2 separate regions of the Homo sapiens genome follow, and region 1 is linked to region 2. Evidence: read pairs that join two places in POLR2A ChIA-PET (ENCODE). Cell type or tissue: A673. All regions are shown on one strand. Each heading gives the region's core, and the rest is flanking DNA. Links, peaks and the distances in the headings are about the cores only. Region 1 overlaps RCOR1 (REST corepressor 1). Region 2 overlaps CDC42BPB (CDC42 binding protein kinase beta).

Region 1 (8,000 bases), core at 1-8,000, 340 kb before region 2:
GCCTCCCAAAGTGCTGGGATTACAGGCGTGAGCCACCGCGCCCGGCTGCTAATTTTTGTATTCTTAGTAGAGATGGTATTTCGCTGGCTGGGCATGGTGGCTCACACCTGTAATCCCAGCACTTTGGGAGGCCGAGGCAGGCGGATCACTTGAGGTCGGGAGTTCAAGACCAACCTGGCCAACATGATGAAACCCCTCTCTACTAAAAACACAAAAATTAGCTGGGCGTGGTGGTGCATGCCTGTAATCCCAGCTACTCAGAAGGCTGAGGCAGGAGAATTGCTTGAACCCAGGCTGCAAAGGTTGCAGTGAGCGTAGATGGCACCACTGCACTCCAGCCTAGGTGACAAAGTGAGACTCTGTCTCAAAAAAAAAAGACGGGGTTTCACTATGGTGGCCAGGCTGGTTTCGAACTCTTGACCTCAGGTGATTGACCCGCCTTGGCCTCCCAAAGTGCTGGGATTACAGGCTTGAGCCACCGCACCCGACCAAACACTGATTTAATACTAGGCAATATTTGCTTCAGGTACAGCTAAAGCCTCATTCCCGCCTTCTTTCTTCATTAATTCACAGTTGGTTTATATTATTTCTGTGATAGTTTGCATCTTCTGAGAAGCAGATGACAAGACAGAATTAGATGTGCAAGAGGTTCATTAGGGTATGCTTGTGAAGGATAAAGAGAGGAAGGAGGTGTAGGTGGCAAGAGCCTTTACACTGGAAGCATGTGTGACACCTGTGAAAGAAGAGAGGGAAGGAATGATGATTAATGATTGATAGAGGAACCTCAAACTGCAGTGCAGCTTGCAGTTCAGAGAAAATCTCAGCCAGAGTAGATTGTTAGAAGAGTCTGTTGGGCAGGAATGGTCCTTCTTTGTGAACATCTGCTGTGTTCAGTCATTGGCTGGGAGCAGCCTAGAGTAGCCTAGCCTTGGTATGGGTGCTGTAGTAGATTTCTGGTAGCTGGGGCTGTCAGTTAACTACACTCCTTGCAACATTTTCTCTCTTGAAGGGAAATCTGAGTGGCACACTCAAGGCTGTCAGAATTCCCATACGTGTTTTTGTACTTAAATACATGTGTGTAATTCCAGCACTTTGGGAGGGTGAGGCGGGAGGATCACCTGAGATCAGGAGTTCGAGACCAGCCTGGCCAACATGGCGAAACCCCGTCTCTACTAAAAATATAAAAATTAGCTGGGTGTGGTCGCGGGTACCTGTAATCCCAGCTACTTGGGAGGCTGAGGCGGGAGAATTGCTTGAGCCCGGGAGGCGGAGATTGCAGTGAGCCGAGGTTGTGCCACTGCACTCCAGACTGGACGACAGAGCTAGACTCCGTCTCAAAAAAAAAAAAAAAGTGATAATATGTTTTCTTGTTATTGTTAGTGTTTTTGTAAATGGAATAATCTATGCTATTCATGTACTTTTATGCTTTCCAAACAAGTACATTTCCACTAGCAAGGTAAACAACTTTGTTTTCACCTTGTCTTCGTCATGGTGTTAGTTAGGTTATTAATTTTTTTTAAATGCTATCCTTTAATGGCTTATATTAGCATTTTTTTCTTTTCTTTTCTTTTCTTTTTTTTTTTTTTTTTTTGGAGATGGAGTTTCGCTCTTGTTTTGTTCCCCAGGCTAGAAATGCAGTGACGCAGTCTCCTCTCACTGTAACCTCCGCCTCCCCGGTTCAAGTGATTGTCCTGCCTCAGCCTCCCGTGTAGCTAGGATTACAGGCATGTGCTACCACGCCTGGCTAATTTTAAAAAATATTTTTAGTAGAGAAGGGGTTTCACCATGCTGGCCAGGCCGGTTTTGAACTCCTGACCTCAAGTGATCTCCCGCATCGGCCTCCCAAAGTCCTAGGATTACAGACGTGATCCACTGTGCCTGGCCTCTTCTTTCTTTTTTTGTAGACTTGATATCGTTCTGCCTCTTAGGCTGGAGTGCAGTGGCATGATCACAGCACACTACAGCCTCAGCCTCCAGGGCTCAAGTGATCCTCCTGTCTCAGTTTCCTGAGAAGCTGGGACTACAGGCATGAGCCAGTATGCCTGACTGATTTTTGAACTTTTTGTAGAGACGGGGTTTTGCCAAGTTGCCCAGACTGGTCTCCAACTCCTGGGCTCAACCAGTCCTTCTGCTGTGTCCTCCCAAAGTGTTGAGATTACAGGCATGAGTCACTGTGCCTGTAATTAAGTTTTCCAATTAATGATGAGGTTAAGTGTCTTATGTTTTTAATTTTTAATTTTTAATTTTTTTAAGACCTTTTTTTTCCCCTTTTTTGAGATGAGTTCTTACTCTTGTCGCCCAGGCTGGAGTGCAGTGGCGTGATCATAGCGTACTGTAGCCTTGAACTTCTAGGGCTCAAGTGATCTTCATACCTCAGTTTCTGGAGTAGTTTGGACTACAGTTGTTCACCACCACACCCAGCAAAGAATGTGACAAAAAGTACTAAGTGTGTTTTAGCTAAGTATCGATAAGAAAAGAGTGTCTTTTTATTTATTTTTTATTTGTTTATATGTACTTTTTGAGACAGGGTCTGGCTCTGTCATCCAGGCTGGAGTGCAGTTGTGTAATTTTGGCTCCCTGCATCCTCAGCCTCTCAGGCTCAAGTAATCTTCCCACCTTGGCCTCCGGAGTAGCTGGGTTTATAGGCTCTTGCCACTATGCCCAGCTAATATTTGTATTTTTTGTAGAGATGGGGTTTCAGGTTTTGTTGGTCTTAACCCTGGCCCAGGGGTGTCTGTAAATTTTTTTTTCTTTTTTTTGCCACTCAGTTTCCTCCTGTGAATGTATCTTTCTTTTGCTATTTTTCTTTTTTTTCCCCCTTAGGGTCTTGCTCTGTTGCCCAGGCTGGAGTGCGGTGGCTTAATCTCAGCTCACTGCAACCTTCATCTCCTGGGCTCACATGATCCTCCCACCTCAGCTTCCGAGGTAGCTGGGACTACAGGAGTGTGCCACCACGCCTGGCTAATTTTTGTGTTTTTTTGTAGAGACAGGGTTTCACCATGTTTCCTAGGCTGTTTTGCTGTTTTTCTATAGGGTGTTGGTTTTTATAGGTTTTGGTTTTTTGTATGGATTTGTGTGAGTTCTTTTTATTTATATATTTGGATATTCTTTGTTAGAATTGCACATATGTTTTTTGTTTTTTCTTTAATATTATGTGTGTTGCGGGGAGGAGGATTGAGTTTATTTGACTAGGAAGGGATAAAAATACATTCCTGACTGGAGACTGTACTCAGAGATTGGTCTTGGTGTATACCCCTGATTTCTAAGATGAATGTTACTGAGAATTGACAATTTTTTTTGTTGATTGTTGTGTTTCCACTAAGTTATTCATCTCATTTTGGCCTGCTATTAGCTAGTTGACCCAAATCACAGTGCTGGATGACTTGAAAAGCTCTGATTTAATTTTTGCCTAGTATATAGTTATAGTAGCATATAGGTTAAAGGTTAAAGTTACAGCTTTGATCCTATAATGGTCAGTTAGTTTCCCACGAAAGGTTAAAATGCTATAGACTAAAACTAACAGCTGTCTTAGGGATTTGCCACTCCTTATAAGGCAATGGGTAGTGTGTGGATAGGGAGGTACAACTTGTCATCACTAACAAAACCCTCGAAAGAATGATCTATCCAGGTTGCTTACTCTGTGCCAGGCTAGTTTTAACACACATCAAATCATTTGACCCTCACAACAGTCATATGATGTAAAGTTACTATCTCCATTTTCCAGATGAGGAAACAGAGGCATTGAGAGGCTTAGTCTTATGGTTGAACCTAATAACTTGCCGTGGTAATCCAGTCCGAGAGGCCCTCAGCTGTAAGAGGCACCTTTATTTTATGTTTCAGTAAGAAAGGAAAAGGATCAACAAGATAGACTGTTAATTTTAAGTATTATAAGAATTCTGATTTATAAGTATAATCAGAATTCAATTTAGTGTATTTTAGAGAGGGTCAGCCAGAATCCTCTTTAAGAGAAAACACTTAGGCTGGGTGCAGTTGCTCACTCCTGTAATCCCAGCACTTTGGGAGGCTGAGGCAGGTGGATCTCCCAAGGTCAGGAATTCAAGATCAGCCTGGCCAAAATGGTGAAACCCTGTCTCTACTAAAAATACAAAAAATTAGCCAGGCTATAATCCCAGCATTTTGGGAGGCTGAGGCGCGAGAATTGCCTGAACCTGGGAGGTGGAGCTACAGTGAGCCGAGATCGTGCCACTGCACTCCAGCCTGGGTGACAGAGCAATATTCCATCTCAAAAAAAAAAAAAAAAAAAAAAGGAAAAGAAAAAACACTTAGGAGCAAGACTTTATTGGATCCATTGATTAGTTGTTTCCATGTGGCCCCAGGTGTTGGGGAATTTTATGTTTCGGGTTGCCAGAGCCAACTTGTAGTCCAGTTACATTCCTCTTCTTCCTGGCAGTGAGAACACCGGTGAAATGGGAGGTGGTTAGCTTGGTTGCCTGGGGACAAATTGGACTGAGTTGCTTTATTCCTGCATGTATGTTGAAATAGTCATCTTCACAACTTAGAATATAGTTGGAGTTTTTTTTAGAAGAGCCATTTATTTTGATGGTGTGACTGAAGGCTATACATACAGTCATGTATTGCAAAACAAATGTCATTTTGGTCAAGGACAGTGGTCCCATAAGATTATAATGGAACTAAAAAATTTCTGTCGCCTAGTAACTTCACCTTGTCTATAGTGCAACAGCGTGTAGCATTACTTAGGTGTTTGTGTGGTGTTGGTGTAAACAAACCTACTGCACTGCCAGTCTTACAAAATCTAGCACATGGAGTTATGTATAGTACATAGTACTTGGTAATGACAATAACTGTATTACTGGTTTGTGGATTTACTATGCTATACTTTGTATGGTTATTTTAGAGTGTATTCCTACTTATAAAAATTATCAGTTTGCTGTAAAACAGCCTCAGGCAGGTCCTTCAGGAGGTATTCCAGAAGGAAGGCATTGTTACTCTAGAATATGACACCTCCATGGGTCTTATTGCCTCTGAAGACCTTCCAGTGGGACAAGGAAGGTATGGAGTTGGAAGATGGTGATATTGATGATCCTGACTGTAGGCTAGGCCAATGTGTGTGTCTTTGTGGTTTTTTTTGTTTTTGTTTTTGAAATGGAGTCTCGCTCTGTTGCACAGGCTGGAGTCCAGTGGCATGATCTCGGCTCACTGCAACCTCTGCTTCCCTGCTTCCAGTGATTCTCCTGCCTCAGCCTCGTGAATAGCTGGGATTACAGGTGCGCGCCACCATGCCTGGCTAATTTTTGTATTTTTAGTAGAAATAGGGTTTCATCATATTGGGCAGGCTGGCCTTGAACTCCCGACCTCAAGTGATCTGCCTGCTTCGGCCTCCGAAAGTGCTGGGATTACAGGCATGAGCCACCGTGCCCGGCCTAATTTTTGTATTTTTAGTAGAGACGGGGTTTTGCCATGTTGGCCAGGCTGGTCTTGAACTCCTGACCTCAGGTGATTTGCCTGTCTTGGCCTCCCACAGTGCTGGGATTACAGGTGTGAGCCACTGCACCTGACTGTATTTACACCCATACTCTCCCTGAAGGTTGTAGTTCCTGCCCTGCTTTACTTTTACTGGCATAGAAGCTGCTGGGCTTGGTGTTCTGCTTTCAAACTTAGCGTGGATATAGGGAGTTCAGCGGGGAGGAAGAGAAGAGTAGGTGCTTAACTAGTTTTGATCTTACTCAGTACCAGAGAGTGTTCTGGGAGCTAGTGGTGTCATGTATGTCTGATTTCTTTGAGGGTGGTAGCGTAGTTTTTTGAACCACCAAATCAGGTTTTAAGTTTTTTTTTTTTTTTTGGAGGGGAGATAGGGTCTCACCCTGTCCCCCAGGCTGGAGTGCAGTGGCGGGAACATGGCCCACTGCATGCAGCCTTGACTTCTTGGGCACCAGTGATCCTCCTGCCTCAGCCTCCCAGGTAGCTGGGATTACAGGTGTGAGGCACTGCACCTGGCTGTTAAGTATTATCTAGTATAAACTCGTCAGAGCTAAATAGGGGCTGAATTTTCTAAGAATATGTGCTTGGTTTGGGTCTTTTCTTGAATAGGCTTTTGTTTTTGTTTTTTTGATTTTTTTGGGTTTTGTGTTAGTTTTTTTTTTTTTTTTTGAGACGAAGTCTCACTCTGTCGCCCAGGCTGGAGTGCAGTGGTGTGATCTTAGCTCACTGCAGCCTCTGCCTCCCGGATTCAAGTGGTTCTCCTGCCTCAGCCTCCCAAGTAGCTGGGATTATAGGCATGCTCCACCACGTCTGGCTGATTTTGTATTTTTAGTAGAGACGGGGTTTTTCCATGTTGGTCAGGCTGGTCTCGAACTTCTAACCTTAGGTGATCCGTCTGCCTTGGCCTCCCAAAGTGCTGGGATTATAGGCGTGAGCCACCGCGCCCGGCTGAGTAGGCATTTTTTAATGGACATTTGATAAGGACCAAGTGCAACTGTATATCAAATGGAAATCTAGGGAAAAATTGTCTTTTAAATTGCAGTTAAAAGCTGATTATCCCTATTGTCTCTTGCTTTCCTTATAATGAATTTGTATAAATTGGAGATGCACATCTTGCATAGATGTGTTTTCTTTTTTTTATATAAAGTGGTGCAAGTCACATCACAAAATTGACTATTTTTTGGCCAGGTGTGGTGACTCATGCGTGTAATCCCAGTGCTTTGGGAAGCTGAGGCAAGTGGGTCACCTGAGGTCAGGAGTTTGAGACCAGCCAGGCCAATATGGTGAAAACCTGTCTCTACTAAAAATAGAAAAAAGCTAGCCAGGCGTGGTTGCTCATGCCTGTAATCCCAGCACTTTGAGAGGCTGAGGTGGGCAGATCACGAGGTCAGGAGTTTGAGACCAGCCTGGCCAACATGGTAAAACCCCATATCTACTAAAAGTATAAAAATTAGCCGGGTGTGGTGGCACCTGCCTTTAATCCCAGCTACTCAGGAGGCTGAGGCAGGAGAATCGCTTGAACCCGGGAGGTGGAGGCTGCAGTGAGCTGAGATCGTGCCACTGCACACTAGCCTGGGCAACAGAGCGAGACTCTGTCTCAAGAAAAACCACAAAGTACAAAAAATTAGCCAGGTGTGGCGGTGCACGCCTCTAATCCCAGCTACTTGGGAGGCTGAGGCAGGAGAATTGGTTGAACCGGGGAGGCAGAGGTTGCCATCAGCCGAGATCACGCTACTGCACTCAAGCCCGGGCGAAACAGAGAGACTCCATCTCAAAAAAAAAAACAACAAAATTAACCGTTTTACAATGAACAATTCAGTGGCATTCAGTGCACTCGCATTGTTGTGGAGCCACTGCCCTTGTCTAGTTCCGAAACATTTTCATCACCCTAAAAAGAAAATCTCACATGTGTTAGAATGAAGAATGAGTTACTTCTTATTCTCCATTCTCAGTACCAGGCAACCACTAACCTGCTTTTTGTTTCTGGATTACTTATTCTGGAACTTTCACGTAAATGGGTATGTGACCTTCATGTCTGGCTTCTATCACTTAGTGTAATGTTTTCAAGGTTCATTCATGTTGAAGCTTGAGTCAGTATTGGTACTTTCTGTGCTTCATTGCTTTTGTTTTGTGTTGTTGTTTTTTTTGTTTTGCCTTGTTTTTGTTTTTTGAGATGGAGTCTTGCTCTGTCGTCCAGGCTGAAGGGCAGTGGCGTGATCTCAACTCATTGCAACCTCTGCCTCCCTCGTTCAAGCGATTCTCCTGCCTCAGCCTCCCAAGTAGCTGGGATTATAGGTGCGCACCACCATGCCTGGCTGATTTTTGTATTTTTAGTAGAAATGGGGTTTCACCATTTTGGCCAGGCTGGTCTTGAGCTCCCGACCTCAGGTGATACACCTGTCTCGGCCTCCCAAAGTGCTGGGGTTACAGGTGCCTGGCCTAATTTTAAAATTTTTTTTTTGTGGAGAGACGGGGTTTGTTTATGTTGGCCAGGCTGGTCTCTAACTCCTGACCTCAAGCACTCCTCCTGCCTCAGCCTC
Region 2 (16,080 bases), core at 4,117-12,116:
AGGGTAAGTGCTCGTGAACAGAGCTTCAGCGGAGACGGGCTTGTGTGACAGGAGCGCCAGGTCAGAGCACAGCGCCAGCCTCGCAGGCACTGCCTTTGGGACAGTCTCAGCCAGCATGGCTGCCTGAGCGGGGAGGAGGAGATGGGGTGCCCTGCCCGCCCTATCCCGGCCGTGCACGCACCAGAGGCAGGTCCATGAGCACCTGCATGCCGTCGCCTGGGCCCATGTGGGCCACGTGGTTGAAGTTGGTTGGGTTGGATATCATTTTGGATCTCAATTCTGGGTCTCTAAGCATCTCTCTGGGGAAAGGACACACTTTTGAGATTCATGGATACGTGAGAATCCTCTTGGCCCCCTCCCTAGAGCGAGGCCCAGCAGGCCCCGTGAGGCCCCGCTCCTACCGCCTCTGCTGCAGTCTCTCTTCCTCTGGGACCTTGAAGACGAACCGCCTTTTGCTCCTGGTGCGCAGCATCTGCTTCTTGCTGTTGTCGGAGGTGTCCGGCACGTTGAGAACCGCTCCTGCAGAAGCAGAGCGCGCGGTGACGGTGCTGCGGCACCAGGGACACACGCCCCTCCAACTTCCCTTCCCTCCACTCCCGGTGCAGAGGAAGGCTCACCCGAGAACTTGCTCTTGAAGTAGATCAAGCGTGGAGGCTCGCAGTTGAGGAGGTTGAGGGTGCCTTCAGAGTTCAGGGGCCTTATCTGGATTGGAAACCAGGGAGGGACAGTAAGCGCGGCCACGCACAGACTGCACCGGGAGAAGCCCGCCCGCACAGGAGGGCACCGAGGCCGCCTTACCCTCCGCAGGCCGATGGTCTGCACCCACTCCATGGTGCGCACATCAAAGACGTCCACGCCATACTCGCTGTACACCGTGACGTGGGTGGGGCTGCAACCTAGCGCAGACGGAGCAGGGCGGGGTGAGCCACAGTGGCTCAGGAACTCACCTGCCCTCGGGCCGGAGGCCAAGCCTTGGCACTTGAACAAGTGCAGAGGCGGCAGCACTGCCCTCAGCTGGTTCACGTCACCAAAGACTTCATGTTCCCACTCTGGAATTCATCTTCATTTCAAAGTTTAAACAAACACAATCCAATGTTTAAATGCTCCACAATCACTTCCGTAACTAATATTTTGAATACTACAGTACAGATGTTGAAGGTGACTTTTAAAAAGTCTGGTTTTTCATTTAGCTCTCATGAGATGTGATTATCCTGAAAGCTACTAATTCAGGCTCAACACTTTGGAAATTCAGGTAGGGGCCGACTGTTCAGTATGGTGAGGCTAATTCTTCCGTAGGAGATGGCAAGTCCGGTTTCCAGGTAGGTATTAAAAACCACACAGAAACCACTGCTGACCTCTGGGCAACAACCCTGCCTGTCTGCCCTCCACACTAATGACCCTAGACCCCTAGGAACCCGTGCTATGGGGGCGTGGGAAGCCCCTCTGCAGCCCGGTCTGAGGGCATATGCAAGCGAGGCTAAGGGCGTCCTGCAGGGAGCTCTGGGGTCCGCGCTGTGCTCCTCACCTGCTCATCTGTTGGCTTACAGAAGCAACTCCACCCAAGGTGCCACGGATGTGAAACCAAGGACTGCAAAGCCTTTGGCCATTTGGAGTTTAAGGGGCTTTCTCCACGTTTAGAAGAGCAGTGACACAGCTGTGCCACACGACAAGGGAGCGGTGTGCGTCTTCCGCTCAGTCCCTCTGTGTGGGTGGCACGCTCACTGCCCCCACAGCCCCTCAGCGTAGCTTGGCTCCTGGCCATCAGCTTGCAGAAACGCAGAGCTGGGAGGCGGCAAGCCCCAAATGCAAGAGAGCTCCAGCTCAGTGCTCCTTCCTGGCTCTTCTGCCTCCGGAGTTCAAGGTTAATCCTGCATCAGGACACACCTCACTGTCTGAAGATGCATTTTAAAAGCCTTCTGCTCTGTTTCTATCACAGACTCCAAACAGGCTACAAGATCAGGACTTTTCTTCTGAATACAAAAAGGGAAATCAAACAGGGTTTGCAAGAAAGACAAAAGATACTGGCCTGGTCACCAAACTGTCTCAGAAGGAGCATTTCAGATGCACCTGTGAGGCCTCTGAGAACCAAGTCAAAAGCAGCCCCAGACACTGCCCTTCAGGGAACCACTCTCCACACGGGCTTCTGGGAAGGCCCTTGCCTGCCGAGTATGTGGGGATTCGCTTGCAAGGAAGCAGGAAGAAGTCTAGTTTGCTGACTCAGTGATAAACAGATGCCCAGTGAAAAGATTCTAGTGAAACAGATTCTAGTGAAAAGAACATGGGCTCTGGAGCCTGACAGATGTGACATGTGACTGATACAGAGCACGCGGCCCCTGTGGCCTTCAGCTGCCTCCTCTCCAACAGGGCTGATAACACCTGCCCTAAGGGATGGGGAGGGGCAGGGGAGGCCACCCACACAGGGCACTAGCAAAGGGTGCAGAATGAGCAGTTCTGCATCCTACAGGTGATGGAATTACTTTTGACCAGCTCTGAAACTCATCTGCATCTGCACTGTGCCCGCAGGAGAGAAGACCCACCAAGGCGGAGAACCGAGGAACTTCAGGTGTCTACGCCAGACACGTGTGGCCAAGATTATAAATACATTGCACTAAGTGACCTGGGCCCTCTTCAACGTTACGCTTTGCAAAAATGTAAATCCTGTGTGGTTTTAAACCCTGTGCTGGCTGCCTATGAAGAGGACAGGGTGTTGGGGGGTAAGAGTCCAGGACAAGGGGTGCTGAGGCAGCGGGACTGGCCCCTTCCTGCACCTCACCGCAGGCCCACGGCCCAGCCCCACTGCCCACACATGTCTGCTGTGGTGTGGCCATCGGGATGGAGCCGGGACACACTGCAGTAAGCCCGTGGGTGGAGCTGGCCGTGCACCTCACAGGCCTGGTGTCTAGCCACGACGCCCTGGGTATGATGCCGTCTCAGCAAGGCTGACAATGGGGCAGACAAAGGGGTTTAGCTTCAGGTAACTGAGGGAGAATGTCATTCCCCAACTCTTGGCCTGTTACCCCCATATGCGCGGCTCGTCTTCCTCCCGGCCTCCTCTTGATCTGTGGATTTGATGGTGCAGGCCACTCTGATAGATCAGAGGGATTCTGAGGTTTAAGGTTTCCTTTCTGTTTTAAAAGACAGGGTCTCACTCTGTCTCCCAGGCTAGAGTGTAGTGGTGTGATCATGGCTCACTGCAGCCTCCATCTTCTGGGCTCAAGCAATCCTCCTGTCTCAGCCTCCCAAGTAGCTGGGACTACAGGCATGTGGCACCGTGCCTGGCTAGTTTGTTTGTTTGAGACGGAGTCCTGCTCTGTTGCCCAGGCTAGAGTGCAGTGGCGCGATCTTGGATCACTACAACCTCTGCGTCCCGGGTTCAAGCAATCCTCCTGTCTCAGCCTCCTGAGTAGCTGGGACTACAGGCATGTGGCACCGTGCCTGGCTAGTTTGTTTGTTTGTTTAAGACGGAGTCTCGCTCTGTTGTCCAGGCTAGAGTGCAGTGGTGCGATCTCAGCTCACTGCAACCTCTGTGTCCTGGGTTCAAGCGATTCTCCTGCCTCAGCCTCCTGAGTAGCTGGGACTACAGGCGCCCGCCACCACGCCCGGCTAATTTTTTTTTGTATTTTTAGTAGAGATGGGGTTTCACCCTATTAGCCAGGATGGTCTCGATCTCCTAACCTCGTGATCCGCCCTGCCTTGGGCTCCCAAAGTGCTGGGATTACAGGTGTGAGCCATATTTTGTTATTTAGTAGAGATGAGGCTGGTATTGAACTTCTGAGCTCAAGTGAGCCTCCTGCCTCAGTCTCGCACAGTGCTGGGATTACAGGTGTGAGCCACCGCTCTCCACCCGGTTTAAGGTTTTAAAAGCAATCGGACAGCGGGCCAGTCGGGAAGTGTCCACTGGTCCTACCTGTTCCCCAGTGCCACCATTCATAGAGAAAGTCATGCCAACTAGGCGAATTCAGTGACCCAACTGTTTGAAAAACAGCCCCTACCACTTTCAGAAAATACTTGTCCTTAGAGGGACTGTAACTTAAGACACCAGAGGTGAATTATTTTCTGGCCACCAAAACCCCTCAAGCTTGTCTTTACTACTGTGTAAGTTTCTGTATTATCACGAGGAAGGCCTTTTAAATGAGAGATGAATGCCACGCCCCGTTCTCGGTTCGCCGAGCCCTTCTGCCCAGGGGCCTATGCCCGCCGACGGGGTCCTCTGCTGAGGCCTCTGGAAGAACCGGCCCCATGTGCTCAGGGAGAGAGGTTGCTGAGCCCGCCTACTGCTGGTCTGAGACGTGAGATCTGAACCATGCTCTCTGCTGCGGGCTGGCATGGGGCCCACCTCTCCCGATGCTCTGTGACTACTCAACTAAGGGACTGGAAGACAAACCAAAGCAAAATCGAACACATGCTGACTGTCGGTGGGAAAAGCAGCAACAGGGATATGCAACAGAAAACATATACATACTACAGGCGACAGGAGCCGCAGGCCACATGAGCTCCTGCGCGCGTGCCCTCCGGCCTTGCGGGTCCACGTACAGTCCCATGTGGCTGAAGCAAAGCAGGTACTCCTCGCTTTCGAGCTCCACAGCACAAAGGGCATCAAAAGACTGTTGTGAGAGGAACGCAAGCGAGGGGTCATTGGGATTTACCAGGTTTAGAGGCTGCCCGTCCCCCTGGATGCTCAGCAGGCAGAACCCAGAAGGGTAGCCCACACAGAGCCTGTCCCTGAGCACCGCCAGGCACTGCACGCTGCCGGGAGCCACAATCTCATTGAACTTTCTGTGGAATGGCTTCGTTCTCTGGATCTCATAGCAAAGGATCAGCCGTTTCACGGCCACAAACAGGCAGGTGCCAGAGTTCCTCTTGAGTGTGGCCGTGGCCATGAGCTGGCAGCCTTTGGTTTCCGGAAGCTTGATGTCAAAGCTGCCTTCCGCTCCATCAAGGGACGACCACGGATAGAGGTGCACATGGTGGTTCCGGCCACAGAGGAGGATTACGATCTTCTCCCTGGGAGCAAGCTCGATCTGGTGTACCTTCTTACAGTCAGCGGCACGGACGATCACTGTGGCAAGGAGGACAAGAGCGTGAGGCCGACGGGACAGCCAGCAGCTCCCAGGGGCTGACGGCCTTGGCTAAAGACTTGCCTGGAACACTCTGGGGCCCTCCCCTGGGCTCCCTTCCTGTGTGCACAGCCTGAGCCCGGCCCTGAGCCCGTCTCTGCCCACAGAGCCAGTGGCTTGAACGCCCCCCGGAGAAGCTGCCCCACATCCACAGCGCGCTCCTGGGGCAGCCTCGGGGGCTGGTCCAAAGGCTCCTCTGCCTCTGCTGCTGTGCACACCCCTCAGTGCACCAGGGCTCCAGCTGGGCAGCGCTTCCACCTGGGTCCTCGCGCAGCAAGGCCCTGGGGTGATCTGGGCCTCCTTCCAGCTCATCCCCGAACCAGAGGGCCCTCACGCTGCACATGAGGGACAAAGAGCTGTCCCCAACCCACTGGGACCCTGAGACAAATCCTCTGAAGACGCTGCCCTCACAGGGCCCCCAGTGAAGACACTGCCCTCACACTCACACGGCCCCCAGTGAAGACGCCGCCCTCACACGGCCCCCAGGCTAACCCAAGCCCCTCGCTTGCTCAGATCTCCCCACAGAGCTGCCAGGGTACGGCCTCGCCCAGCGGCTGCCCCGCCCTTCTCGCTCCACGGCCATCACATGCAGAGATGCTGGGTCTGTCGGGAAAGGACTATGGCTCACATGAAATGTCGCTGGATTCCTTGAGGGATGCTCCCCTGGGCCCCTGCCCCCTGCCCATGGCCAGTTCCAGTCTCCTGACGTTTCTGCTCCTAGACCCAGGGCTGTGGAGCGGGTGCATGCCAGGATACCTTTGCCCTTCCTCGCTGGGAAGACTGAAGTGTCAAAATTGGAAGCAAAGAAACTAAAGCTTCTCAAGTGAAGCCTCAGCACATGTGGGAAAGCTGCAGCTGTTCCTCCTCCCAGGGGGCTTTCCTTGACCCCCCACCCACTCCCGCTCAGTGCTCCCCTTGAAGAACTCGATGGATGTGATACGCAACTTAGCACCGCGTCGCCATGCACTCGATGCCGGTCTTCACGGCACGCTGGCCCCTCCGGCGCCTTCATCAAGCGCATTTGTCTTAACCCTTAGGAGCTACTGACCCTGTGCTGTCTGCAGAGGCCAGGCTGGGCCTGTGACATCCCAGGCTGGAAACGCCCTGCTCACTCACCATCTCGGGTGACCTCTATGACATAGAGCCCTTCTTCTAGGCCGACTGCAATCCTGTCTGCATCTGTGGAGGGGTAAGTAACATACACAAAGTCAGTACAGCCGACCGTGAACAATATGGGTTTGAATGCGTGGGTGGGCTCATTCACAGATACTTTTCAACCATATGTGGATGAGAATACAGCATTCCAGGGATGTGACACTTCAGTATCGGGGGTGACTTTCTCTCTACACGAACTCCACAGGGCCGGCTGACTGTGGGATTGAGTCTGCAAGGATTTGGGTGTGTGTGGGGCTCCTGGAGCTGACCCTCAGGCTTAGCCGGGGCCAACTGTACTGTCCGCACAGGTCATCTGCTTTTTTTTTGAGACGGAGTCTCGGTCTGTCGCCCAGGCTGGAGTGCAGTGGTGTGATCTCGGCTCACTGTAAGCTCTGCCTCCTGGGTTCATGCTGTTCTCCCGCCTCAGTCTCCCAAGTAGCTGGGACTACAGGTGCCCGCCACCACGCCCAGCTATATTTTATTTTTATTTTTATTTTTTTTTTTAGCAGAGACAGGGTTTCACCGTGTTAGCCAGGATGGTCTCAACCTCCTGACCTTGTGATCCGCCCGCCTTGGCCTCCCAGAGTGCTGGGATTACAGGCGTGAGCCACCGCACCCGGCCTCGTCTGCTTCTTAACATGCATGGAGAAACTGTCTACAAACCCAAATGGACCTGTGACCTTCATCTGATTTTCAGATGGGCACTGCAGCGCCGCCGGAAGTGCTGTTGCTTCAGACACCTGAAGGACACAACCTTTGGGACGTACCCACGATGGCAGCTGTCAGGATGGCCTTGATGAGAGGCAGCGAGCTGTCGTAGGCTTCCAAGGGAACATGCACGACCTGATTCCTCAGCCGGTTTTTATGAAGGATGGACTGGAGTCCTTCTAGAATCCCAACCCACTTCCTCTTTTCATTCTCATTTTCTGTCAGAATGAGCAGCGAGCTGGTCTTAGAAGGTGCACCTAAGAGAGAGGCCGTCACCTTCATGACAGGAAACAGAAGAGAAGAGAGAAGTCATCAAACGCCAAAGCCGCACGCAGCTACCACGGCCCTGCTGGAGCCACGCACCCCAGGAGCAACGGGGGCTGATGTGCTTCCCAGGCAGGGACCCCTGACTCCACCTCGCTGGGCGCCTTGCAGAGGCTCCCGCGGCAGGACACGGAAGGGGCGGGGTTCTAAACAGCCCCGTGAGATCGCTTCCTGGTCCCATTTTCGTTAATTCTGCTTTTGTCAAAACTACGAGTAGCTGCCTACTTTAAATCTGCTTTCTTGAATAATCATTATAAAAGTAGATTCTGAAAATGTGTCCAGGAAAAGCAGATCTCAAAAACACTGGCCCAAATCATGCCTCCCTGTGAGCAGCCTCTGAGCACGCATGCTACCAAATGACCATCGTTCCAGTAACAATGATGGTAATTTCCTGTACTGTGTATGACAGGGTTGTTTCTGAATAGAGCTGTGATTTAGTAAAAGCTAATTTATAGACTTAGTTTTGTTATCAAAATTTTGCTGTTTATAAGAAAATTCCCAGTGGAGGGGGCTGGAGGGTTTCTTTCCCCAATTCAGTCTTCTAGGAACGTCCTAATGCTACAATGTCTAACACTAACTCAGTGAGGGAGCACTCACTCAGTCAACAAAAACGCTGGCTCCAATTGGCTGGGGGGCACTGGAGAGGCACCTTCATGCCTAACCTGCCACAGCGCCCGCCTGGCAGTGCACACGCTGTGAGGACAGTGGCCGGGACGTGGACTGAGTGGAAGAGGAGTTTCAGATGTAGGAGAAGGGAGGGTCAGTGAAGAGGGGTGTCTGGGAAGAAGCCAGCCAGGAGGCTCCCCGAGACGGGCACAGGCTGCTACTTGGCCAGGACGGGACGCACAAGGACCTGGAGCCAGGCTGGAGGTTGAGACCCTAGGGCCACACTGGAGGTGCGCTGATGGCTGCCGCAGCACAATGACATGCCTAGAACAATCAGTTTTAACCATGTGCTTTGTTAAAAAGATTAATGAAAAATTCATACCCTGAATATACATGGAATATCTCGGCGTGTAGCATGAATGACATCTGAGGCCAGGACTGAGCTCACGGAAAACTCGTCATCTCTGGTAAGGAAGAAACATTGACCCCGCTGGGAGACACGCGCACAGGACCCAAGGCCCTCCCACGCCCTGCCCTGCCCTGCCCTGCCATGTCCTTCCACCACCGTGTTCTGCAGTGGAGGGCGGGTCCCTCGCCTCCCCAGATGTAAGAAACACGGGCAGGGCCAACAAACTCAAGACTCTGGCAGGTGTTTCAGGGCTTAGGGATGCCGCAAGGGAAACCCCGGAGCCTCATCCCCACTGTGCTGGTGCCTCCAGACTATGCCAGTTACAGAAGACTCGGTTTGCACTTGGCACAGCCAGGCAGTCCCTCCAACAGCCAAGTGCAGAGGACAAGTGGGGTGAGGGGTGTGGAAGTGAGGGGGGAGTGGGAGGGAGTGGGGGGTGGTGGGGGGTGGGCGTGGAGGTGACAGGGGAGTGGGGGGTGGGTGTGGAGGTGGAGGGGAGTCGGGGGTGGGGTGGGGGTGGAGGTGAGGGGGAAGTAGGGGGGTGGGTGTGGAGGTGAGACGGGGAGTAGGGGGGTGGGGTGGGTTTGGAGGTGAGGGGGGTGGGGGGTAGGTGTGGAGGTGAGGGGGGAGGGTGGGGTGGGTGGAGAGGTGACGGGGAGGGTGGGGTGGGTGTGGAGGTGAGGGGAGGGTGGGGGGTGGGTTTGGAGGGAGGTGAGGGGGAGTGGGGGGTGGGCTTGGAAGTGAGGGGGAGTGGTGGGTGTGGAGGTGAGAGGGAGTGGGGTGGGTGTAGAGATGAGGGGGAGTGGGGGCTAGGTGTGGAGATGAGGGGGTGGGGTGGGTGCGGAGGTGGGGTGGGTGCAGAGGTGGGGGGGTGGCTGTGGAGAGGGGGAGTGGGGGGTGGGTTTGGAGGTGGGGGGGTGAGGGAGTGGGGGTGGGTGTGGAGGTGAGGGGGGAGCAGGGGGTGGGTGTGGAGGTGAGAGGGGGAGCGGGGTGTGGGATCAGTGTGGAAATGCTGTTCTGAAGAGGTTCCCTAAAGAGTGCTGAGCCCTCCGATGGGGCCCCTGACTTGGGCTCATGCCAACTTTTCGTCTACCAGTGGCCCTTCACCACCAGGCCAGGGGCACACCTGTGCACAGCCAGGGACTGGCGGGTGCCCCGGGGGAAGGGACATGGAAAGTGGAGTATGCTGCCAGGTGATGCCGACTCACCCTCGCTGTCCTCAGGGTACCCACCCAGCAGCCCTGCCCCCAAGAACCAATGCTACAGATGGAGTACCCAGCCCCGGCCTGAGCCCAGAGCAGTCCCGTGTGCACCACACAACAGACGGTGCACGGGCACAGCACAGAGATGACACAAAGGCAGTAGCATGGCTCCGTGTGCAGGCCCCGGGCTGAGCTAGGCCTCTTAGTGATGCGTTTACCTTCACAACAACATTCCACATGCCAGTAACATGACCACTGTCCTCTTCTCACTAACAGATGAGCCACAGATGTCAACTCTAAGAGGAAGTGGGAAGGAGGCCCCGCCTGCTCCTGCAGCTGACACTGGGTGGCACTGAGACAGGGTCACATAGCAAACGCTACGGCCACGCACACCCACATGGCCCACGGCTCCAGACTTCTTCCACACACCAGCACCTGCTGCGGTCTCTAAAACGCACAGACGGCTGTGGGCCGCGTGGCTTTTCTCTGGGATATCTTCTGCTTGTTCTTGGGCATGTGGTTTTCTTATGTTAAATTAATTCCCCTGTGGCAAACTTCTCAACGCAAACACATGCGAGGCAGGAAGCGTCTACAGCGCTCCCGTTCCTGCGCACGCAGGCCCGTATGCATGTCTGTTCATACGCATGTGAGCGCCTGAAGTCATGACTAAGCTGTACCCATTTTTGCAACCATACAATAATGAAGCAGGTGAAGTACTAATGAGGTGAAAGACTACTAAGGAACACACCGTCCTTTTGGCTAAAGATAGCTGAGGAAGATTCACAGAGCAAGGACAGTGCTGCCCAAACGCAGACCTGAGATCCAAGACTTGGCTCGCAATGACACCAGGCTGGGTGGATTTTCCTTCAGGCAGATCATACAGGAAGAGCTTGCAGTCACAGACGACTGCATATGCGCGCTGCCATCCCTTCTTCACCCCCGTGGGCTTTGGGACCTATGAATAAAAACAAACAGTGGCCACGTTCCACCAGGCCAGGCAGGCCGCCAGGCCCCATTACACTCGTTCACAATCTCCTTCCAGCTGCCAGGCTGGCGGCAGAGCTGTTTGGACAGAGGGATGTTTGCCCAAGAAGGCTCAAGGCGTTGCTGGGGAGGGGTCCATGCGTGGCAGCAGACGGTGCCAGGGAAAGCTGGCAGCTCAGCCAACGCTGTGTCCACCCCATGCAGGGTGCTGTGGTACACGCAGCCCGACAGTCTCGTAGAGGTGGGCCTGGCACAGTGGCTTTCAGACTGAGCTTCTGCCCACTGGCTGGACACTCAGCCCAGGATGGACTCTGAGTGAGCGTCTGCGTGGAGGCCTCAGGATGCCCAGGCCATTCAGAACAGCGGCTGCGCCGACCTGATGGCCTCAGTGCCCAGGAGGGTAAGCCCCCTAGGACTGGCACCAGGGCCACCTGCCGCAGCAAGGGGCTGCTTTCAAGAGTGGCTGGGCATGGCTATTGGTCACTGCACCTCACAGGCACCGAGGGCTGAGGGCGGAGATGAAGCCGCCTACCTTGACATGGCCTTTGTAGGCTGTTCCGATGCCTCGCTGCACGTCCACGCCCAGAGGCCTCTTGGACTGCTCGGGAGGTATTGGGCACACCTGGGGGGCACCGTCTTTGCAGGACACGTGGCAAGCAAAGGAACACACTGGAAGAGAGCAAGAACACTGCCTTCAAAGCTTGCTGCCTACAGAGAAGTCACTGCAGAACCTATGCCCTGAGGAGGCAATTTAATAATCACCAGGTCTCGCCTGGAATCCCAGCACTTTCGGAGGCCGAGGTGGGCAGACCACTTGAGGTCAGCAGTTTGAGACCAGCCTGGCCAACATGGTGAAATCCCGCCTTTATTAAAAATACAAAAATTAGCCAGGGGTGGTGAAGCGCACCTGTAATCCCAGCTACTCGGGAGGCTGAGGCAGAAGAATCGCTTGAGCCCGGGAGGCGGAGGTTGCAGTGAGCTGAGACCACACTATTGCACTCCAGCCTGGGCCACAGAGCGAGACTCCATCTCAAAAAAACAAAATAAAACAAAACAAACAAAAAATAATGATCAAGTCTCACATCAAGTCCAGACACCCAAAAAGGTAAGAACAGTTGCAAGGCAGAATCCACACAAAAGCTCAGGGTTTCTGGCATGAATGCGTCTTCAGCATGCGCACAGGGAAAGGGCCCATGGCAGAAGCCTGCTTCCATGCTGTCCCTGCCAGCCCGGGCCGCCTCCCACACGTGGGAGTTTCTACACGGCAATTCAGGCCAGCGGTCATGGGGACGTGGGGTCTTGGCAGCCAATCAAAATGTGCATGAGTTGAAATAACAAAAAACAATGCTTCTGCTATAATGTAGAATGAAGGGCATCTCTGTTCACAGACCCATGGTCAGGAAGGCGTGAGTGCTCAGAGCCAGTGCGAGTCTGGGCTCCAGGACCCTCCCACAGCACTGGGTGGCTTGGGGTGGTTGCTCATCTGTGAAATGGGGCAATCACTGAGGGGGTAAGAGCATGTCGAATCCCAGCACAGGGCAAGAGCACAAGATATAGCCTTAAAAATATGATGGGCTGGGCGCAGTGGCTCACACCTGTAATCCCAGCACTTTGGGAGGCCGAGGCAGGTGGATCACTTGAGGTCAGGAGTTCGAGACCAGCCTGGGCAACATGGCGAAACCCCATCTCTACTAAGAACACAAAAATTAGCCAGGCATGGTGGCGTGGGCCTGTCCCCAGCTACTTGGGCGGATGAGGCAGGAGAATCACTTGAATCTGGGAGGCAGCGGTTGCAGTAAGCTGAAATTGAGCCACTGCACTCTAGCCTGGGCAACAGAGTCAAACTCTTGTCTCGAAAAAGAAATAGAAAAAAAGAAAAAAAATACGAATGACGACCAGAAGCAGAGACAAATAATTGTGGTTATCTTTAGATAATTTGACAGTGGAAGGTTTTACACAATTACTTTTCCTCTCTGATTTTCTAGAACAGCTGCAGATGATCTACTTCGTAGTAATTCTCAGTAGATGAGTTGAGTCACCACAGAGGCGCACAGCACAATGGAGCCCCCAGCACAGCAGGGATCCACGGTTCCACAGACCTTTACTGAGGATTTGTAAAAATAAACCTGCCAGGCTGGGTGCAGTGGCTCATGCCTGTAATTCCAGCACTTCGGGAGGCTAAGGCGGGAGATCACTTGAGTCCCAGAGTTTGAGACCGGTCTGGGAAACAAAGTGAGATCCCTCAACTCTCTACAAAAAAAATTTAAAAATAGCCAGGCATGCTGGTGGTGTGTGTGTCTGAGGTCTCAACTACTTGAGAGGCTGAGACAAGGGAATCGCTTGAGCTGAACTGTGATTGCACCACTGCACTGAAGTCTGAGTGACAGAGTGAGACCCTATCTCCCCACTCCCCCTAAAAAAAACCCTGTCCTCAAATCATGCCAATGACATTTCACTTTAGTTTGGTTTGCTTGCATCAGGGCTGCCCTGGAGCCGGCTGGTGCCCTTAGCTGCAGGGGTGTGGGGCTGTGCACGCTGACCCCAGGAGCTGCAACGACACTCACCCTCGCAGGCGTAGCCCTGCCGGATCAGCCCAACCATCAGGGAGGTGCAGTGGCTGCACTGAGTAGGGCTGGAGAAGGACTTGATGCTGAACTGGTGAGCTTTTGGCTGGAAGGAGAAAATCAAGAACACTGAGGTGAACCATGGACTCTTGAGAGTCAGATCCATCTGCCTGTGATCCAGTTTATACACAGCTTGGGCATTATCCTGAAAAGGTGGAAATGTGCAAGTTCTGGTCTTGGTCTACGTGTTCCCTAACAGGGCTCATCAAATAGTGGTGAAAACCACCTACGAGCCTGAGCCAGAGAGAGGCCAACAAATACTTCCTTCAGTGGGAGAGCACTGCTACCAAAAAGCGAGGTCAGCTGGGCCAGAGGGCCGAGGTGGCATGGCCAGTGCTCTTTCTGGCTCATGCTCCTGGCCTCCTGGAGACCAGCACCAACTGGCTCTTGGGGGCCGACCTGGGGCCACATTTAGGTTGGGCTGCACACAGGCCTTGCATGTGTCCAAGAGACACCCAAGAATCACCGACAGGAGGACAGTTCATAACAGCAAACGCCTGGAAAGGCTCACGGTCCCTCATCAGGAGTGGACACATTGTGAACCCAGCGGCAACTGCAGCAGCCCCAAGGCTGAACAGAGGGTCGTGGTGCAGGCCATGCGGGACCGCCTGTTTACCAAGCTCAGGCGCAGCAGAGACCAATACGATCCTCAGCAGGAAACAGATGTGGGTGAGACCACTTGCAAGAAGTAGGGGAGTGACCGACACAAACTCCAGAGAGCTGTGGGGGAAGAGGCTGGCTGAGGTGGGCAGGGAGGCCGTGGGGCGGTGGCCGGGCCATCAGGACTAGGAGTGACACACCAGCACTCTGCAGAGTTGCTATCAAATATGGTAACCAAATAAACGACCTCGCGACTTGGTCCCTGACTCTGCAAGAGTCTTAGTCCAAAAGCCAAACCCTTAGGTAGCCTCATAGAAGTTTGGCTTCTTACGTCCAGCCGGCATAGCTGCCTGTGGCAGGAAGCACAGGCAGAGGCCGTGTCTACATTAACAACAACAAAAACCACCTTAGGCCACAGGGCTACGTACTCGCAATGCTTGGAACTCAGGGGCCCGTCACCCTGGAGACTTTCTGATCTGCGTTGATGTTTATATGAAAGAAAAGGGGATGTTACAGAAGAAGCCGAGGCCAGGACAGGGGAGCAGGGGCCCAGTGGGGCCGCTGTGCTGGCTCTCCAGGATGCACTTGTGGAAAGGATGAGGCTCAGAACCGCACATGCACTGCAGGGCCGTTTATGCTGGGAGTCATTCTCACCCACCAGCCACATGGTTCTGTAAGGTTCTCTAAGTGCAGGCAGACAAATGAAAATCAATGTGGAGAAGTAAGCTGCCTACCTGTGGAGAGGGGAATATGGCTTGGGGAATGAGAGAAGGAGAGTGGGGAGACTGAATGCTGAACTTTTCCAATTAAAATATATTTGTGTAGCACTGGTATCATTAAGAAAACACAGGGTCCTGACAGCTTCCTGAATTACACACCATTCTCAACAACTTTCCTACAGAACATGAGGGTCGCTACTGTGTGTATGCAAAAATGACTAAGTATGTTTTATTTATACAAAACTTATTTTCTAAATAACTGAGAATAAATAAACAACTAAATAACTAAGAAGGCGCCCCGGGTGAAAGCAAGGCCCCTACCTTCGGTCCAGCCAGAGCCAGGGCCTGCGTGGTGGGCAACGGCACAGCGGATGGCCTCTGCGGGGGCCGAGCCATGTCCTGGGAGACAAGCAGGACAGGTGAGTGTCGGCCCAGCTCAGCATGGCTGAGACACCTGGCCCTACGGGGTGCACTTCTCTCAAGAATGTGTTAACAGTGAACAGTTCTGCATTTTTAATTTGCTACAATGTTGAGACATCTGCGGAAGCCTCCCTCATCTAGGGGAGGGACTGACAGTTAATTCTCAAAATGAAAGGTGGGCTTGAGCACCTGGGCAGAGGCCCTCGCTGCAAACTGTTATGCAGGGGCCAGGTGAGCAGCATCTGGTCACCTGGACACGAGGGCAGACCCCAGGTGGGAGCATCACCAGGGCAACGCTGTCTCACCTCCTGCTGCTCTGATGCAGCCACAGACATCGACGGGGACGCTTCTGGCTTCGGAGCTTGTGTTTCTTGCTCACTAGCTGAGCTGGTCTGTGAGAACCAAGAAAGAAAGAGTGGGGTGAAAGGACATATTCTACATGATCCAGACTCTACTTACAAGTTCTTTACTAATAAAAGCAGATTCTGTCTAGCCCAGAAGTCCCAGCGGTTCTTACTCCTGGATCCTATCACCCCTTGGGTCTCCTCACAGACCCCTGCTCCACTCCCAGCTGGCCGGCCTGCCCTGAGGACCCCTGCACTTGGCTTCCTCAGCTGAGTGGTGATTGCGTGGGCAGGTGGAGTCTGACAAGTCACAGTCACCCCGCTGAGGTGAGAATTTGCCTGGAGACACCTCTAATGCACAGCCCTGAGCATACCCGCCCCCTCCTGCAGCCTCCTTGCCCCGGTCACTGAAAGGGCAAGACCTGGAAATGCTGATCCTTCCTGACCTTTATTCATAAGTAATGTTATCTAAGCCTAGCAGCCTTAAGATCAATTAGCCAGGCCAGGCACGGTGGCTCACGCCTGTAATCCCAGCAATTTGGGAGGCTGAGGGGGGCAGACCACCTGAAGTCAGGATTTTGAGACCAGCCTGGCCAACATGGCGAAACCCCGTCTCTACTAAAAATACAAAAATTAGCCGGGTGTGCTAGCACACACCCATAATCCCAGCTACTCTGGAGGCTGAGGCACGACAATCGCTTGAACCCAGGAGAAGGTTGCAGTGAGCCGAGATCAAGTCATTGCACTCCAGCCTGGGCAACAAATCAAGACTGTCTCAAAAGAAAAAGAGAAAGAAGAAAAGATCAAATAGCCAAATGCTTCTTAACCTCATTTCAAGGATCAAGAAGAAATTCGAACATCAACAGAG

Evidence for each region. Peaks named below come from ENCODE experiments on the same cell type or tissue, not always from the same donor. Only the 100,000 strongest peaks of a DNase experiment are listed, where the experiment ranks them.
Region 1: POLR2A ChIA-PET joins it to region 2 with 19 read pairs; 2 of 35 experiments call an interaction of 5 or more read pairs at or near these places.

What each region holds. Positions count from the first base shown.
Region 1 is chr14:102,600,823-102,608,822 of GRCh38, forward strand. The region is part of intron 2 of RCOR1 (REST corepressor 1); the gene reads left to right. Among named protein-coding and RNA genes, the nearest start is that of RCOR1, 12 kb to the left of the region's middle. In A673, for the core only: no CTCF peak of the experiment used is centred there; no DNase peak of the experiment used is centred there; H3K27ac peaks cover 981 bases.
Region 2 is chr14:102,939,429-102,955,508 of GRCh38, forward strand. CDC42BPB (CDC42 binding protein kinase beta) reads right to left here. Exons shown (of 37, transcript NM_006035.4): 22 at 15,174-15,260; 23 at 14,770-14,847; 24 at 13,070-13,175; 25 at 11,038-11,174; 26 at 10,337-10,476; 27 at 8,293-8,374; 28 at 7,040-7,256; 29 at 6,234-6,296; 30 at 4,463-5,059; 31 at 799-896; 32 at 618-702; 33 at 402-519; 34 at 182-299. Among named protein-coding and RNA genes, the nearest start is that of AMN, 25 kb to the left of the region's middle. RefSeq lists an enhancer at 5,717-6,916. In A673, for the core only: no CTCF peak of the experiment used is centred there; no DNase peak of the experiment used is centred there; H3K27ac peaks cover 1,164 bases.